Linked DNA regions of Homo sapiens: region 1 is linked to region 2. A link is a loop called in an ENCODE intact Hi-C map of the cell type or tissue named here. Cell type or tissue: ovary. All regions are shown on one strand. Each heading gives the region's core, and the rest is flanking DNA. Links, peaks and the distances in the headings are about the cores only. Region 1 overlaps PRKAR1B (protein kinase cAMP-dependent type I regulatory subunit beta). Region 2 overlaps DNAAF5 (dynein axonemal assembly factor 5).

Region 1 (8,327 bases), core at 308-8,307, 64 kb before region 2:
ACACAGGGAAAATCATGAAAGAAGCCAGAGAAAAGAAACATAAAGCAAATGAGGGTTCAAAAGGCTGATTTGTCATCAGAAACCATAAAGAACAATGGGAAGACATCTTTAAACTGCTGAAATAAAATCACTCTCCACTCAGAATCCTGTATCTGTAAACATGTCCTTGTCCTTCAGGAATGAAGGCAAACCAGAGAGATTCTCAGATGAAGGAAACTGAGAATCTGTCACCAGCAATCCTGCTCTAAGAGGAATGCTAAAGCGAGTTCTTCAGGCTGGTGGGGGAAATGATCACAGAGGGAAAGAAAAACACTTCAGGAACCACGGAAGAGTGACAGAAATGGGAAATACCCAGGTACATCTTCTAGACTATTTGCCCCTCTTAAATTACTGAAAATACGTGAAAGTGTTAAAAGTAAAAATTATAACATTGTCAAGGGAGTGGGGGAAAGTTCAACATGTGTAAAGATGATACGTACAACAACCAGAAATAATAAGGGGAAGGTAAATGGGCCTATGTGATGGAAAACTTGTATGTTTTACTTGAAATGGTAAAATATCAACTCTAAAAAGTCTGTGTAAAGTTATGTATGTATATTATAATGCCTATAGCAATCACTTAAAGAAAAACAGTAAAAAAGACAGTAAGTACTAAAAAATAATCAAATAATCTAAAAGAAGGAAGGAAAAAAGAAACATAGGAAAAAAAACAGAGAAAACAAATAGAAAAATAATTAAATGGTAGACCTAAATCCAACCATATCAATAATTACATTAAATGTACATGATCTATACATGAGGTAAGATATATAAAAGTAACCATCTTAAAAAATAATGGTTGAAAACTTGCCAAATTTCTTGAAGGACATAAATTAACATCAAGATTTGCAAAGGGAAACCAGACAAACTCAAAGAAAATCATATTAAGATGCATCATAGGCTGGGCGTGGGGCTCACACCTGTAATCTCAGCACTTTGGGAGGCCGAGGCAGGCGGATCACGAGGTCAGGAGATCGAGACCATCCTGGCTAACACGGTGAAACCCTGTCTCTACTAAAAATACAAAAAATTTGCCGGGTGTGGTGGCAGGTGCCTGTAGTCCCAGCTACTCGGGAGGCTGAGGCAGGAGAATGGTGTGAACCCAGGAGGCGGAGCTCGCAGTGAGCGGAGATTGTGCCACTGCACTCCAGCCTGGGCAAACGGGGCAAGACTCCGTCTCAAAAAAATAAGTAAATAAATAAATACATAAATAAATAAATAAAGATGCATCATAATATATACTATACTATATATACTATATGTACTACATATATAGTAATAAACAGTATTTTCTTTTTAAAAAGTGGATAATCTAAACACACCAATTAAAAGACAGAAACTGTCAAATCATATAAAAAAAGAAAACCAAGTATATGCTATCTATAAGACACACACTTTACTGATATAGCTAAAATAAGAGGATAGAAAAAGATTAATCACACAAATCCTAATAATGTGGCTGTATTAATATCAGATAAAGCAGACTTCAGAACAATGAAAATTACCAGGAACAAAGAGAAACATCGAATAATGATAAGAGGGTTTATTCACATGAAAACATAGCAATCCCAAATGTATATGCAACTAATAACAGAGCTCCAAAACACATAAAGCAAAAACTGATAGAATTAAAGGAGACACAGACAAATTATAATTGGAAGTTTCAATGCTGTTCTTTGGTAGTAGGTATAGCAAGGGGCCAAAAAGAATCAGCAAGAATGGGCCAGGTGCAGTGGCTCATGCCTGTAATCCCACCACTTTGGGAGGTTGAGGTGGGTGGATCACGAGGTCAAGAGATCGAGACCATCGATCTCCTGTGGCTAACACAGTGAAACCCCATCTCTACTAAAAACACACAAAAAATTAGCTGGGCGTGGTGGCAGACGCCTGTAGTCCCAGCTACTTGGGAGGCTGAGGCAGGAGAATGGCACGAACCCGGGAGGTGGAGCTTGGAGTGAGCCGAGATCACGTCACTGCACTCCAGCCTGGGCAACAGAGCAAGACTCTGTCTCAAAAAAAAAAAAAAAAATCAGCAGGAATGCAAAAGACCCTAACCTGAACAACCCCTCAAACAACCAGACCTAACCAACATTTCCAGAACACAGCACCCAACAGCAGCACACAGTGTTTCTAAGGGCACGTGTGATATTCACCAAGATAAAGCATATGATCAGCCATAAACCACACCTTAACAAAATAAAGATTCAAAACCATATAAGCTATGTTCCCTGACCATAATGAAATTAAACTAGAAATAAATAACAGAGAGATATCAAAAAAATCCCCAAATATTTGGAAATTAGACAACAAATTTCTAAATAAGATGAACCAAAGAGGAAATCTCAAGGTAAAATGGAAAATATTTTGAGCTAAATAGAAAATGAAAATACAGCACATCAAAATCTGTGAAATATAGTTAGAACAGTGCTTTAGAGAAAAATCTGTAGCATTATATATTTCTATCAGATAAAAAGCCTTAATCATCTAAAATTTCACCTTAAGAAATTTTATGAAGAACAGATAAAACCCAAAGACTGAAGAAGAAATGAAATAATAAAAATAAGAGGAGAAACAGATAAAATCTAAACAAAAATAGACAAAATCGATGAAATTAAAATCTAACTCTTTGAAAAGATCAGTAAAATTGATAAACTTCTAGCCAGACTGATCAAGCAAAAAAGAAAAGCCAGAAATTACCGTCTCAGGAATGAAAACCATCTCAGAAAACCACCTCAGGAATGAAATAATACAAACACTACAGACATTAAAAGGATGAGGTAATATTACTCTATATTGATAAATGTAACAACTTAAATGAAACGGAACAATGCCTTGAAATACACAAACTATGGCCGGGTGCGGTGGCTCACGCCTGTAATCCCAGCGCTTTGGGAGGCCGAGGCGGGTGGATCACTTGAGGTCAGGAGTTCGAGAGCAGCCTGTCCAACATGGTGAAATCCCGTCCCCACCAAAAATACAAAAATGAGCCAGGCGCGATGCCTGTAATCCCAGCTACTCGGGAGGCTGAGGCAGGAGAATCACTTGAACCCAGGAGGGGCGGGTTGCAGTGAGCTAAGATCGCACCACTGCACTCCAGCCTGGTCAACAAAGCAAGACTCTGTCTCGGAGTAAATAAATAAATAAACAAGCCACATACTAGAAGAAAATATTTTGTAAATTAAATATCTGACAGTTTATAAAAAATTCTGAAACTCAGTAGTAAGAAAACAGACAACCTAATAAGAAAAATGGACAAAATACATGAACAGACACTTCACCAAAGAAGATATTTGAGTGGAAAATAAGCGTATGAAAACATCCTCAACAACTTTAGTCATCAGGAAATGTAAAATAAAACCACTTTAGGGCCGGGCGCAGTGGCTCACGCCTGTAATCCCAGCACTTTGGGAGGCTGAGGCGGGTGGAGCATCTGAGGTCAGGAGTTCAAGACCAACCTGGCCAACATGGTGAAACCCCATCTCTACTAAAAATACAAAAACTAGCTAGGCATGGTGGCACATGCCTGTAATCCTAGCTATCCGGGAGGCTGAGGCAGGAAAATCGCTTGAAAATCACCTGAACGCGGGGAGCAGAGGCTGCAGTAAACCGAGATCACGCCATTGCCCTCCAGCCTGGGTGACAGAGCAAGACTCTGTCTCAATTAAAAAAAAAAAAAAGAAAAAAGAAAAAAAAAAACATTTTAGGTGCCACCATATACCTATTAGAATGGCTAAACGTTTTTTAAAACTGACAGTATCAAAGGCTGCCGATACTGAGGAACAAGAATCACGGCTGCTTGGAACACGAGATAGGACAGACATTCTGGAAAACAGTTTGGCAGTTTCTTATAAACATACACTTACCCTATGACCCAGGAATCTCACTACTAAATATTTACTCAAGTGAAATAAAAACCTACTTCCACATTAAAAACCTGTAAGACGAATATTTATAGCAGCTTTATTTGTAGTTGGCAAAAACTGGAAAGGATCCAAGTGTTCCTAGACAGGGTACAGGACAGACAAGCTGCAATCCATCTATGCAACAGAACACTGCCGGCAATAAAAATGCAGGACCTGTTGATGCAGAAAAACACAGATGAGGCGGGCACTGTGGCTCACGTCTCTAATCCCAACACACTGGGAGGCCGAGGCAGGTGGATCACCTGAGGTCAGGAGTTCAAGACCACACTGACCAACGTGCTGAAACCCCGTCTCTACTGAAAATATAAAATTAGCCGGGCGTGGTGGCAGGCGCCTGTAATCCCAGCTACTCGGGAGGCTGAGGCAGGAGAATTGCTTGAACCCAGGAGGCAGAGGTTGCAGTGAGCTGAGACTGTGCCACTGCTCTCCAGCCTGGGCAACAAGAGTAAAACTCTGTCTCGAAAAGAAAAACAGATGAGCCGGGCGTGGTGGCTCACATCTATAACCCCAGCACTTTGGGAAGCCGAGTGGGGAGGACCGCTTGAGCTCAGGAGTTCAAGACCAGCCTGGGCAACATGGCGAAATCCCGTCTCCACAAAAAATACAAAAATTAGCCAGGCATGGTGGTGGGCACCGGTACTCCCAGCTACTCAGGAAGCTGAGGTGGGAAGATGGCTTGAGCCTGAGAGGTGGAGGTTGCAGTGAGCTGAAATCATACCACTGTACTCTAGCCTGGACAACAGAGCCAGACCCTGTCTCAAAAAAGAAGATTGATGGTGTCATTTTGGATAATCTTCGGAAAGATCACATCTTGCTGGGGAAACTCCCACGCTGTGTTTTGCCATCAAATAAGGAATTTTTTTTTTTTTTTTTTTGAGACGGAGTCTCGCTCTATCACCCAGGCTAGAGTGCAGTGGCGCGATCTGGGCTCACTGCAACCTCTACCTCCTGGGTTCAAGCAATTCTCCTACCTCAGCCTCTCACTGGGACTACAGGCACCCGCCACCATGCCCAGCTAATTTTTTTTTTTTTTTTTTTTTAGTAGAGACAGGGTTTCACTGTGTTAGCCAGAATGGTCTCGATCTCCTGACCTCGTGATCCGCCCGCCTCAGCCTCCCAAAGTGCTGGGATTACAGGCATGAGCCACCGCGCCCGGCCCAAATAAGGAATATTTTATCTGCTTAAGTCTCCACCACAGAAGAACTCACTCACGAAGGCCAGAGCACCAGAGGCCCAGCCCGGACGGCACTCCAAGAGCTGGGCCATCCCTGCTGGCCTGTGTTTTATCCCAGGTGCTTTATGAAAGCCTCACAAACATGCACCCTGCTTGGGATACAAGTGAAGAAAAATCCTCCATCAGGGGCTTCTGCCCTCCACTCAGCCCTGGCTGGCCTCGAGGGGGTGGCCCAGACCTCACCCTCTCCACCAGGGCTGCCGCCCTACCCAGAGGCACACTTCCCGGTTCTATTGTAAACATTCCACAGCACCTCACTGGTCCAGAACACGCAGCAGGAAATGAGACTCCATGGAATTTTAGGGCCCTGTTAGCTGGTTTATATTTGGGGATCTCAGCTCCATTTGAGAATCCATCGCAAGCTAAGAGGAATTCTTCCCAGTTAAACGCACCCACATGTAGAACACGCATGCAACTTCAAAGACTTCACTAAAGCTCCCCAATGCCTGTCCCTATCAGCTACTGCAGAAAACAAACAAAAATCACCTGCAATCGTGCCCTGAGACGCCACTCTTTTCAACATTTTGGCGGACGCCCCTCAGATTTTTTTCTTTGCATATAACACATTATTGTCGGCAACCCTTTCGACAAAAATGGAATTGTACCATAGATCCTGTCTTGCAACCTGCTATTTTCACTCAGCAAAGGCTTGCTGTTGGAGGAAGGCCTGAGAAAAATTGCCCTGCCCACGCCCAAGAAGGCCGCTGGGATCCGTGAATCGTGTCCCCAGAAATAGACATTCTGGAGTCCTAACCTCAGAACCTCAGAACCTCAGAACCTCAGAAGTTGACCTTACTTGGAGGCAGGGTCTTGACGGAGGTGAGGAAGTTACAAGAGGTCATTGGGGTGGCCTTGGTCCAGGATGACTAGTGTCCCTATGAGAAGGGGAAATCTGGACACAGACACTGTCAGGGGGCAGAACACCATGTGAAGATGAAGGCAGGACCCGCGATGCGTCTACCAGCCTGGACCACCCACAATCGCCAGCACCACCCGGAGCTGGGGGAGACACAGAACCTTCTCCCACATGGACCCAGAAGGAGCCATCCCACCACACCTTGGTCTCAGACTTCCAGCCTGGACCACCCAAGATGATCACCAGCACCACCTGGAGCCGGGGGAGACACAGAACCTTCTCCCACACGGACCCAGAAGGAGCCATCCCACCACACCTTGATCTCAGACTTCCAGCCTGGACCACCCAAGATGATCACCAGCACCACCCAGAGCCAGGGGAGACACAGAACCTTATCCCACACGGACCCAGAATTAGCCATCCCAATACACCTCAATCTCGGACTTCCAGCCCGGACCACCCAAAATCGCCAGAACCACCCAGAGCCGGGGGAGACATAGAACCTTCTCCCACACGGACCCAGAAGGAGCCATCCCAATACACCTCGATCTCGGACTTCCAGCCTGGACCACCTAAGATCTCCTTCTCCCACACAGACCCAGAAGGAGCCATCCCAATACACCTTGATCTCAGACTTTCAGCCTCCAGAACTGTGGGAGGAGACATTTCTGTTTAAGATGCCCGGTGTGTGGTACAGTCATCCCCTGGTATCCATGGGAGATGGTTCTAGAATCTCTAAGGATAACCAGAACCCATGGATGCTGAAGTCCCTGATATAAAATGGTGTCATATTTGCATGTAACCTACACACATCCTCCCATATACTTTTTTAAAAAATTTATTTATTTTTGAGACAGACTCTCGCTCTGTTGCCCAGACTGGAGGGCAGTGTTGCAATCAGCTCACTGCAACCTCCGCCTCCCTGGTTCAAACAATTCTCCCGCCTCAGCCTCCCAAGTAGTTGGGATTACAGGCACATGCCACCACGCCCAGTTAATTTTTGTATTTTTAGTAGAGATGGGGTTTCACCACGTTGGCCAGGCTGGTCTCCAACTCCTGTGTGCAAGCGATCCACCCTCCTGGGCCTCCCAAAGTGCTGGGATTACAGGCATGAGTCACTGTGCCCGGCCCCAATTTTTTTTTTTTTTTTTTCTGAGACGGAGTCTCCCTCTGTCGCCCAGGCCAGAGTGCAGTGACGCATCTTTGCTCACTGCAACCTCCACCTCCCGGGTTCAAGCCAATTCTCCTGCCTCAGCCTCCTGAGTAGCTGGGATTACAGGTGCGTGCCACCACACCCGGCTAATTTTTGTATTTTTAGTAGAGACGGGGTTTCACTGTGTTGGTCAAGGTGGTCTCAAACTCCTGACCTCATGATCCACCTGCCTCGGCCTCCTAAATTGCTGGGATTACAGGTGTGAGCCACCGCACCCACCAGCCCCAATATTTAATACTAAAAAAAAAAAAAAAAAAAAAAAAAAAGGAAACAACTCAATTGTCCATTCACTCACGGAGGAAAGGTTGAAAAACCTTAGTATAACATTATGCAGTCACTTAAAGAGAGGTCTTTAAAGAATATATAAAAAATGAAAAATACAAAATACGAATTGCATCTATAACGTGACTGCAACTAAGACTTATGTACGTATGTATCCACGTATGCATGTATGTATGTGTGTGTATGCATGTGTGTATGCATGTGTGTGTGTATGTATTTCTTTTTTTTTTTTTTTTTTTGAGACGGAGTCTCGCTGTCGCCCAGGCTAGAGTGCAGTGGCGCCATCCTGGCTCACTGCAAGCTCCACCTCCCAGGTACACGCCATTCTCCTGCCTCAGCCTCCTGAGTAGCTGGGACTACAGGCGCCTGCCACCTCGCCCGGCTAATTTTTTGTATTTTTAGTAGAGACGCGGTTTCACTGTGTTAGCCAGGATGGTCTCGATCTCCTGACCTCGTGATCTGCCCACCTCAGCCTCCCAAAGTGCTGGGATTACAGGCGTGAGCCACTGCACCCAGCCGTGTGTATGTATTTCTGAGACAGGGTTTCGCTCTGTTGCCCAGGCTGGAGTGCAGTGGTGTGATCATGGTTCACCACAGCCTCAAACTCCTGGGCTCAAGTGATCCTCCCACCTCAGCCCCTGGGTAGCTGGGACCACAAGCAGGTGCCACCACACCCAGCAAACTTTTTAAATGTTTTTGAGAGACAAGGTCGAATTCCTGACCTCAAGTGATCTTCCCACCTCGACCTTCCAAATGCTGGGATTACAGGTATAAGCCACC
Region 2 (8,327 bases), core at 260-8,259:
TGGAACACACATCTCTTTGGGCCCACATCTCCTGTCATTCACTGAAAGGCAGGAAGACTGCAGTATGCCGTTCAGTGTCAAGAGCTGGGTATAAAACTGTATGGGTTTTTTTGTTTTTTGTTTTTTGAGACGGTCTCACGCTGTCACCCAGGCTGGAGTGCAGTGGTACGATCACAGCTCACTGTAGCCTCAAACTTCCGGGATCAAGTGATTTTTCTGCCTTAGCCTCCTGAGTAGATGGGATTGTAGGCATACGCCACCTGGCTACTTCTGTATGTTTTTCTAGAAATGGGGTCATATATGCTGCCAGGCTAGTCTTGAACTCCTGGGCTCAAGCGATCCTCCTGCCTCAGCCTCCTGAGTAGCTGGGACCACAGGCACCCACTACCACGCCTGGCTAATTTTTGTATTTTTTGTAGACATGGGGTCTCTTTATGTTGCCCAGGCTGACCTCAAACTCCTAGGCTCGAACAGTCTTCCCACCTCACCCTCCCAAAGTGCTGGGATTAACAGGCATAAGCCACCATGCCTGGTTTAAAACTGCATTTCCCAATGATGATTATGTTCTCTGAGCCCCATCTGAGCGCACACATGTGTGGTGCTCTTGGGAGTCGGGGGCACAGCCTCAAATATAATACAATATTTCCAACATCGTGTCCTTGGAATACAGATGATTTTTATTTTCTTCTTTATTTTTTTCTATGTTTTTCTAAGCTTTCTCTAATGAGCATGCACTACTGTAATAAACAGAAGACAAAAGGATTAAAACAATTTTTTAATAGGAGAAATTTTTAAATTTCTCATTTACAAAAGTTCTATGGGAAGATACCTTTTAAATTTTAATTATTTTAAACATACAGAAAGGGATAATTTCTAAACTTTGAGAGGATGGGGGATCTACAAAGACATTGATTTGACTATATACATTTGAACCAAAATAAAAGGAACATAGACTTAGGAAAATATTTGCAATAAGGATGACAGTGTGAGATCTTTGTTACATAAAGCTGACACAAAATGAGAACAAAAGCATTAAGAGTTGGGCACGGTGGCTCACGCCTATAATCTCAGCACTCTGAGTCCATAACCGAGCAGCCTGCTCTGATGATAGAGGCTGAGGCAAGGAGGCTCACGTGAGCTCAGAAATTGAGGCTTCAGGGAGCTGTGATTGTACCACTGCACTCCAGCCCGGACAACAGAGAGAGACCATGATTCCAAAAAACAAAAAGCATTAACTCCCAAACAAACAGGCAAAATATCCACATTTTATAAAAAAGAATTAATACAACTAATAAGCAAATAGAGTGGGAACTATCCAGCCCTTCTAGTGATGAGGAAATATGAATTAAAGACTGTAGGGTCCCGCTGGGCGTGGTGGCTCACGCCTGTAATCCCAGCACTTTGGGAGGCCGAGGCAGGCAGATCCCGATGTCAGGAGATCGAGACCATCCTGGCTAACATGATGAAACCCCGTCTCTACTAAAAATACAAAAAATTAGCTGGGTGCGGTGGCGGGCGCTTGTGGTCCCAGCTACTCGGGAGGCTGAGGCAGGACAATGGCGTGAACCCAGGAGACGGGGCTTGCAGTGAGCCGAGACTGTGCCACTGCCCTCCAGCCTAGGCGACAGAGCGAGACTCGGTCTCAAAAAAAAAAAAAAAAAAGACTGTAGGGTCCCATTTCTTCATTTATCCAATTAAGTGAAATAGCTGCTGCCTAGGGTGGCTGAGCTGGGAGTGCCAAGGTGCTTTTGGAAAGCCGTGGGACGCTGCGCATCTGGAATTGCCAATGTCTTCACTCCTTTCATCCAGCAATCACATTCATGAGAATCTATCCTTCCAATTCTAATTATGGAAAAAGCTATGCACCCAAAAATATGCATCGGGGCATAATTTAATAGAAATTGTAAGTGACCCAAATACCTCATACGAAGTTAAATACATAATGATATTTCCATAGAAGAAATGCTCTGGCAACCATTAAAAACAATTATCCTAAGCCTTTATAGCAAAATGGGAAGACAGGTGTGGTGTGATATGGAGGGAAAGTGAAGCCAGTGCAGAAGTGTCCGTGCTGCAAGCAGGAACTCGCACTGGGAGGGGAGACACGTGATCAGGGCGGAAGTGTCCGTGCTGCGAGGCGGAGCTGGCGCTGGGAGGGGAGACACGTGATCCGGGCGGAAGTGTCCGTGCTGCCAGCAGGAGCTCCCGCTGGGAGGGCAGACACGTGGTCCGGGTGGAAGTGTCCCTGCTGCGAGCAGGAGCTCACGCTGGGAGGGCAGACACATGGTCCGGTGGAAGTGTCCCTGCTGCAAGCAGGAGCGCTAGTGCTGGGAGGGCGGACACGTGGCTCCGGGCAGAAGTGTCCGCCAGCAGGAGCGCTCGTGCTTGGAAGGTAGACACGTGGCCCGGGCGGAAGTGTCCTTGCAGCGAGCAGGAGCTGGCGCTGGGAGGGCAGACACGTGGTCCGGGCGGAAGTGTCCGTGCAGCGAGCGGGAGCTCGCGCTGGGAGCGGAGACAGGTGATCTGGGCGGAAGTGTCCATGCTGCGAGCGCTCGCGGCTGGGAGCGCAGACACGTGGTCCAGGCGGAAGTGTCCATGCTGCAGCAGGAGCTCGCACTGGGAGGGGAGACACGTGATCAGGGCGGAAGTGTCCGTGCTGCGAGGAGGAGCTAGCGCTGGGAGGGGAGACACGTGGTCTGGGCGGAAGTGTCCGTGCTGCGAGCAGGAGCTCTCGCTGGGAGGGCAGACACGTGATCCTGGCGGAAGTGTCTGTGCTGTGAGCCGCAGCTCACACTGGGAGGGAAGACACGTGGTCCGGGCGGAAGTGTCTGTGCTGCGAGTGGGCGCTCCGGCTGGGAGGGCAGACACGTGGTCCGGGCGGAAGTGTCCGTGCAGCGAGCAGGAGCTCGCGCTGGGAGGGCAGACAAGTGGTCCAGTGGAAGTGTCCGTGCTGCAAGCAGGAGCGCTAGTGCTGGGAGGGCAGACACGTGGCCCAGGCGGAAGTGTCCACGCCTACCTCGAGCAGGAGCGCTCATGCTGGGAAGGCAGATGGGTGGCCCGGGCAGAAGTGTCCGTGCTGCAAGCAGGAGCGCTCATGCTGGGAAGGCAGACACGTGGCCCAGGCGTCAGGTTTGAACATTCTTGACAGCAAGTGGCTCACCCGTCAGCGTGCTTCTTTTTCCCATCCCAGGAGTTGGACTTGACCTGTGGACATTTGGCTGTTTTCTTTTTGTTTTTAAGCCAGAAACACTGTCTTGTTTCCAGTTTAAGATGTAGAGAGGGTGAAACAGTCAGAAACTGGGTCAGAAGCAGCGTGGTTCTCGTGGCAGGGCGGCACTTGGCCCAAGACTCGTGCTCTGGCGGGAGGCTCAAGTCAGGCGTCCCAGCAGCTTCGGTGCAACGCCTCCTGCCCGGCTGCGTGGGGAGGCCCTCCAAGACACCAGCTGGTCTCACCGCGAGGCCTGACTTCGAGCCAGAGCAGCGAGTACATTGCGTCTCCGTGTGGCAAGGGCAGGTGCGGGGGTCTCAGTCCACTACCGAGCAGCCTGCTCTGATGACTGGCGGCGCCAGGGAGAAGGCTCACATCGCGAGGTCCCCAGCAACGGCTCAAGGTGACTCACAGTTGCTTGGATAAGCCAGTGGACGCTCCCTCTACACTGGCCCGGGGCCAGAGCGCCTCCTTCTGCGGCCCCAACCCAGTCCCCACCCTGAGCCTTCAGCTCCTGGGCCTGCAGGCTGAGCCTGGCAGGAGACGCTGCAGGGACTCTCAGAGCTGTCCTTGCCCTGTCATTCATGGAGACTTACAGGGAGGCGGGGCGGCCCTACTGCAGTGGGGACCCCTTGGGGCGTAGGATGCACAGTGCAGGCGCCCAAGCCTCGCGCCCACCGGAGAGCAGCCACGGTGCAGGAGCTTGGCCCTGAGTGTGGGCGGGGTGAGGGCTGCAACGCTGAGAAGCAGATATTAAAGAAGTTCTTTCACTGAAACAATTGATTTTGGTCGTTGTTTCAACTATTGCTTGACTTTAATTTTTCAAAAAAATTTAGAAAAGTTTAAGAAAAATGGAAGGTTGTTTTGTTTTTGAGATGGAGTTTTGCTCTTGGTGCCCAGGCTGGAGTGCAATAGTGCGATCTCAGCTCACCGCAACTTCCGCCTCACGGGTTCAAGCAGTCAAGCAGCTGGGATTACAGGCGCCCACCACCACGCCCAGCTAATTTTGTATTTTTAGTAGAGATGGGATTTTTCTCCATGTTGGTCAGGCTGGTCTCGAACTCCCGACCTCAGGTGACCTCAGGTCACCCATCTTGGCTTTCCAAAGTGCTGGAATTATAGGCGTGAGCCACCACGTCCAGGTTTTGTTTTTGTTTTTGTTTTTTTGAGACATAGTCTCACTTTGTCACCCAGGCTGGAGTGCAGTGGCACGATCTCGGCTCACTGCAACCTCCACCTCCCAGGTTCAAGTGATTCTCCTGCCTCAGCCTCCCAAGTAGATGGGACTACAGGTATATGCCACCATGCTAGGGTAATTTTTGTATTTTTAGTGGAGATGGGGTTTCACCATGTTGACCAGGCTGGTCTCAAACTCTGGACCTCAGGTGATCCTCCCTCCTTGGCCTCCCAAAGTGCTGGGATTATAGGCATGAGCCACCATGCCTGACCAAATAGGTTTTCATATGGAAAAACGTGATTTTGGGGGGTTAAAATTTTCTGCTGCTTTTCTGTGATAATCACCTTACTGATTGAGAAAGAGGAAGCGGGGAGGTGGTGGCCGATAGTGCCCTCTCCCAGGTGGGAGCGCCTGAGCCTGGGCCTGTGCTGGATGGGGCCTCCTCCCGTCTCCTGAGGGCCGTGCACAGGAGCCTCTGTTGTGTCTTACAGGCCCTGCCCTGGGAGAAGCCCTGCCACACGTCGTGCCCACGCTGAGGGCCTGTCTGCAGCCCTCCCAAGACCCGCAGATGCGCCTGAAGCTGTTCTCCATCCTGTCCACCGTGCTGCTCAGAGCCACGGACACCATCAACTCCCAGGGGTAGGTCCGGGCTCTGCCTCTGCACGGCCCCCAGCTGGGGCCTGGGCCAGGGGTCCCCATCTCCCTCCCCAACAGCTCACTGAGCAAGGGGGTTCCCACCTCCTTCCCCAACACTGCACTGCGCAAGGGGTTCCCCATCTCCCTCCCCCACACTGAGTCAAAGGTGGGCCGGGGGTCCCCACCTCCCTCCCCCACGCCGAGTCTAAGGTGGGCCGGGGGTCCCCACCTCCCTCCCCCACAGCACTCTGGGTGAGGGTTCCCCACACCAAGTCTGAGGTGGGCGTGTGCAGTGACCCCTGAGCTTAACTGGCCTGGAAGCAGCTAGTCCATCCTCACTGGGTAAACACAAGCTCTCGGCAGGGAATGCACAGAGAAGCACTAAGTCAAAGTCATCTCCGTGTGGTCATTAAAATTCCAGTGAATGAAAAAGTTTTAGGGAACATTAACTGTTAATGGCTTATGTATTAGCTGTTCTCTGTTTTAAAAGCCTTTGGGCACTTTTCAAACCTAACAAACAACTGATTGAATTTCTATTGATGGTCAAAGTGGTAAAAATACCTCTTTGTTATCTAAGACAACTTTTAGGTGGCATTAAGACCCCGAGGGTCTAGGGCCTCCAGGTGTACGGCTTTGAAGTAAGGGCAAGAAGCATGGGTGCCCTCTAGGAGCACTGGGAGGGACAGTGGAGGAAGAGGCCCCGCCCGGGTGCCACTGCTGAGGCAGCTCTTAGGGCCCTGCCACTTACTTTGCTCAGAGCAAAAGGTGCCGTCAGCTGGGTCCTACCCCCGCCTGTGCGGCTGGATCTGGGCTGCGTCAGCACCGGGACCCGCCCCAGCAGCACATCTGTCAAAGCGGAAAGCAGTTCACACACCAGAGCCTCATGTGGAAAGAGTCCAGGCGCTCAGACTTTTCTCCTTCATGACCCTCATCTCTGCTCTCGGGCCTCAGCCCGCCTGTCGTACTGCAGGAAATTTTGTTTCCTGCTTGTCTTCAAAGACTTCAGGGCTTAGAACGGACCATAGAAAGATATGAACCGAGAGCCGTGGCAGCTGTCCAGCTTGCAGGCTGATATTTGTGTAGATGCCATGCAGATAACACAGCAGGGTCCAGGCCCTTCCCTCTGGAACTCACACTCGGCTGTATTTTGGGAGGAACCGCTGGGCAGGTTCTGCCCAGGAACAGTTAACTCTGCAGAGCACAGTTTCCACATCTGGGCTGAGTTCCCAAAGAAAGTGCGCCTAACAACGTCTTGTGGAAGGCGGTTGGCGTCAAGAGAAGTAAAGTGTTCAGATGGCAGTGATTTTAATGAACTTACTAGCTATTTTAATAGGAAAGATTTTTTTTTTTATCCGTTTGGTTTTTATTTTTAGAATCATGAAATAGCAAGTTGGCTCTGCTGAAGTAGAAATGGTGGGCGGGGAGTCGCCACTGACCATCGTCTGCGCAGAGCACCTTCCTGCTGACCGCAGCTGTGAGCGCCGGCTGTACGCAGGTCCCTGCTGTGCGGGTGCCCAAGAGGGCTGAGGGCTGCGTCTGCCATGGTGTCTCCACCTTGGACACCATGAATCATGAGAGGTTCTCAGGGCTGCCTCCCACAGGCTTTCTGTGTCTTACCTGGGACACTCGGGACTAGTTGTGTTTAGGTTTTCTTAAAATTCTGTAGTAATTGCATTGTAGAGCATCCCTAATCCGAACTTCAGAAATCCAAAATGCTCCAGTGAGTATTTCATTTGAGCATCATGTCAGTGCTCAGATATGGTCAGACCCTGGAGCACTTTGCATTCTGAAGTGAAGGATGCTCAGCCTGCGTCTGACAGAAGCTCCAGAGAAGTGGCTGCGAGTTCAGGGCAAGAGGCTCCTGGCTTTGAGGCTGCACCGTTTCTGGAAGTCAAGCCCCACAGTGGACCTCGAGTCCCTCTGTGAATAGGAATGTGCTCGGGCAGGGAACCCGGAGCACCAGCCGCTGGGCCCCTCGTTCCCCGGCTCTGCAGCGTCTTCGGGTCCTGTGGGTCTGGCTGTGCCCAGCCCTGCTGCCCGTGGACTATAGTGTCTTGGGGTCCTGCAGGCCTGGCTGTACCCGGCCCCAGTGCATGGTGGCAAGTGCCTGTGATCCCAGCTACTCAGGAGGCTGAGGCAGGAGAATCACTTGAACCTGGGAGGCAGAGGTTGCAGTGAGCGGAGATTGCGCCATTTCACTCCAGCCTGGGCAGCAAGAGCGAGACTTTGTCTCAAAAAAAAGGAACGTGCCTCATTCAGTGGTTCGATGGTGGTTCTGATCAATGCCCAGAAGTTCTGATGGAGCTTCTGTCAGACACAGGCTGAGTATCCTTCACCCCAAAATTAAAAAAAAAAAAAAAAAAATTTAAAAAAACCTAAGCACTCCTAGGTGGCGCCCGTGTGGCACGCCTGGCCCACACTTGGACCCCACACCCTGAAGGCCAGGACTTCCAGGCCATTTCATGTGGTGACCATGGAGCAGGCGCTGGGTTCGTTCATTCCAGAGAGCCCTCTTGCAAGTCACGGTGCCGAAAATGGCAGCTCTGCTTAAAAACGAACCCACGCCAGAAACCTCGCGGAATGCGTGTAAATCACACCACACCAACGTCACTTTCCACATCTGCTCATCTACCTGGCTGGTCCCAACATGGCCCCTGCCAGGAGCAAGCCGGTGGCGCCTCCAGAAGAGGAAGGGACGCTGTGCAGGCTTCACGGACGCTGGAGGGCTGCGGGCTGTGGAGCTGGTCTTGGAGACCAGAGCCACCTTTGAAACATACCGTGGTGTTGGGATGTCACTAATGAGTGTGTCATTTTGCTTTGAGTTTGTCTTGGTGGCACTTTGACCTGACTGGTCACCATCAGGACGAAGTCGCCGACAGGGTGGGAACTGCCCGTCTCTCTGAGCTGTGGCCCTTGGGTCCCCGGACCGCGCCTGTGGCCCTCCCATCCCGCCTCTGTGAAGCCGCAGCGACTGTCCTTGCTGGACAGAGGGTTCTGTGGCTGGAGAGACTTGGCCTTTTTCTGGGGGAGGGATGCAGATGGGAAAGGGGCTCACTGGGTGCTGCCGACACCACCGCACCTGCCCTAGCCCAGGCGTCACTCAGGCCTCCTTTTGAAGCTAGGAGCGGCGAGGGGCTGAAAGTGCACCCTCGGCCCAGGGCCTCTGGCTCGCCTCTGGAGAACAGGACCTACGCGGGCCGCAGGAGAGGCCAGGGGCACAGGCACCCCTGTCTCCCCGGTAGGGTTGGGCCTGGAGGAACCTCCCAATTCGCACTGAGAAGCAGCTCCTGAGAGGAGGAGGGGCCT

What was found. Peaks named below come from ENCODE experiments on the same cell type or tissue, not always from the same donor. Only the 100,000 strongest peaks of a DNase experiment are listed, where the experiment ranks them.
Region 1: a loop joins it to region 2, with 5 times the contacts of the local background. A loop is called at or near these places in 2 of 110 quality-filtered maps.

What each region holds. Positions count from the first base shown.
Region 1 is chr7:701,605-709,931 of GRCh38, forward strand. The region is part of intron 2 of PRKAR1B (protein kinase cAMP-dependent type I regulatory subunit beta); the gene reads right to left. Among named protein-coding and RNA genes, the nearest start is that of DNAAF5, 21 kb to the right of the region's middle. In ovary, for the core only: no CTCF peak of the experiment used is centred there; no DNase peak of the experiment used is centred there.
Region 2 is chr7:765,595-773,921 of GRCh38, forward strand. DNAAF5 (dynein axonemal assembly factor 5) reads left to right here. Exons shown (of 13, transcript NM_017802.4): 9 at 4,877-5,024. Among named protein-coding and RNA genes, the nearest start is that of PRKAR1B, 42 kb to the left of the region's middle. RefSeq lists enhancers at 1,911-3,110, 2,560-3,087. In ovary, for the core only: no CTCF peak of the experiment used is centred there; DNase peaks (open chromatin) are centred at 2,857, 3,477, 5,847, 7,027 and 3 weaker places; H3K4me3 peaks cover 1,226 bases; H3K27ac peaks cover 4,797 bases.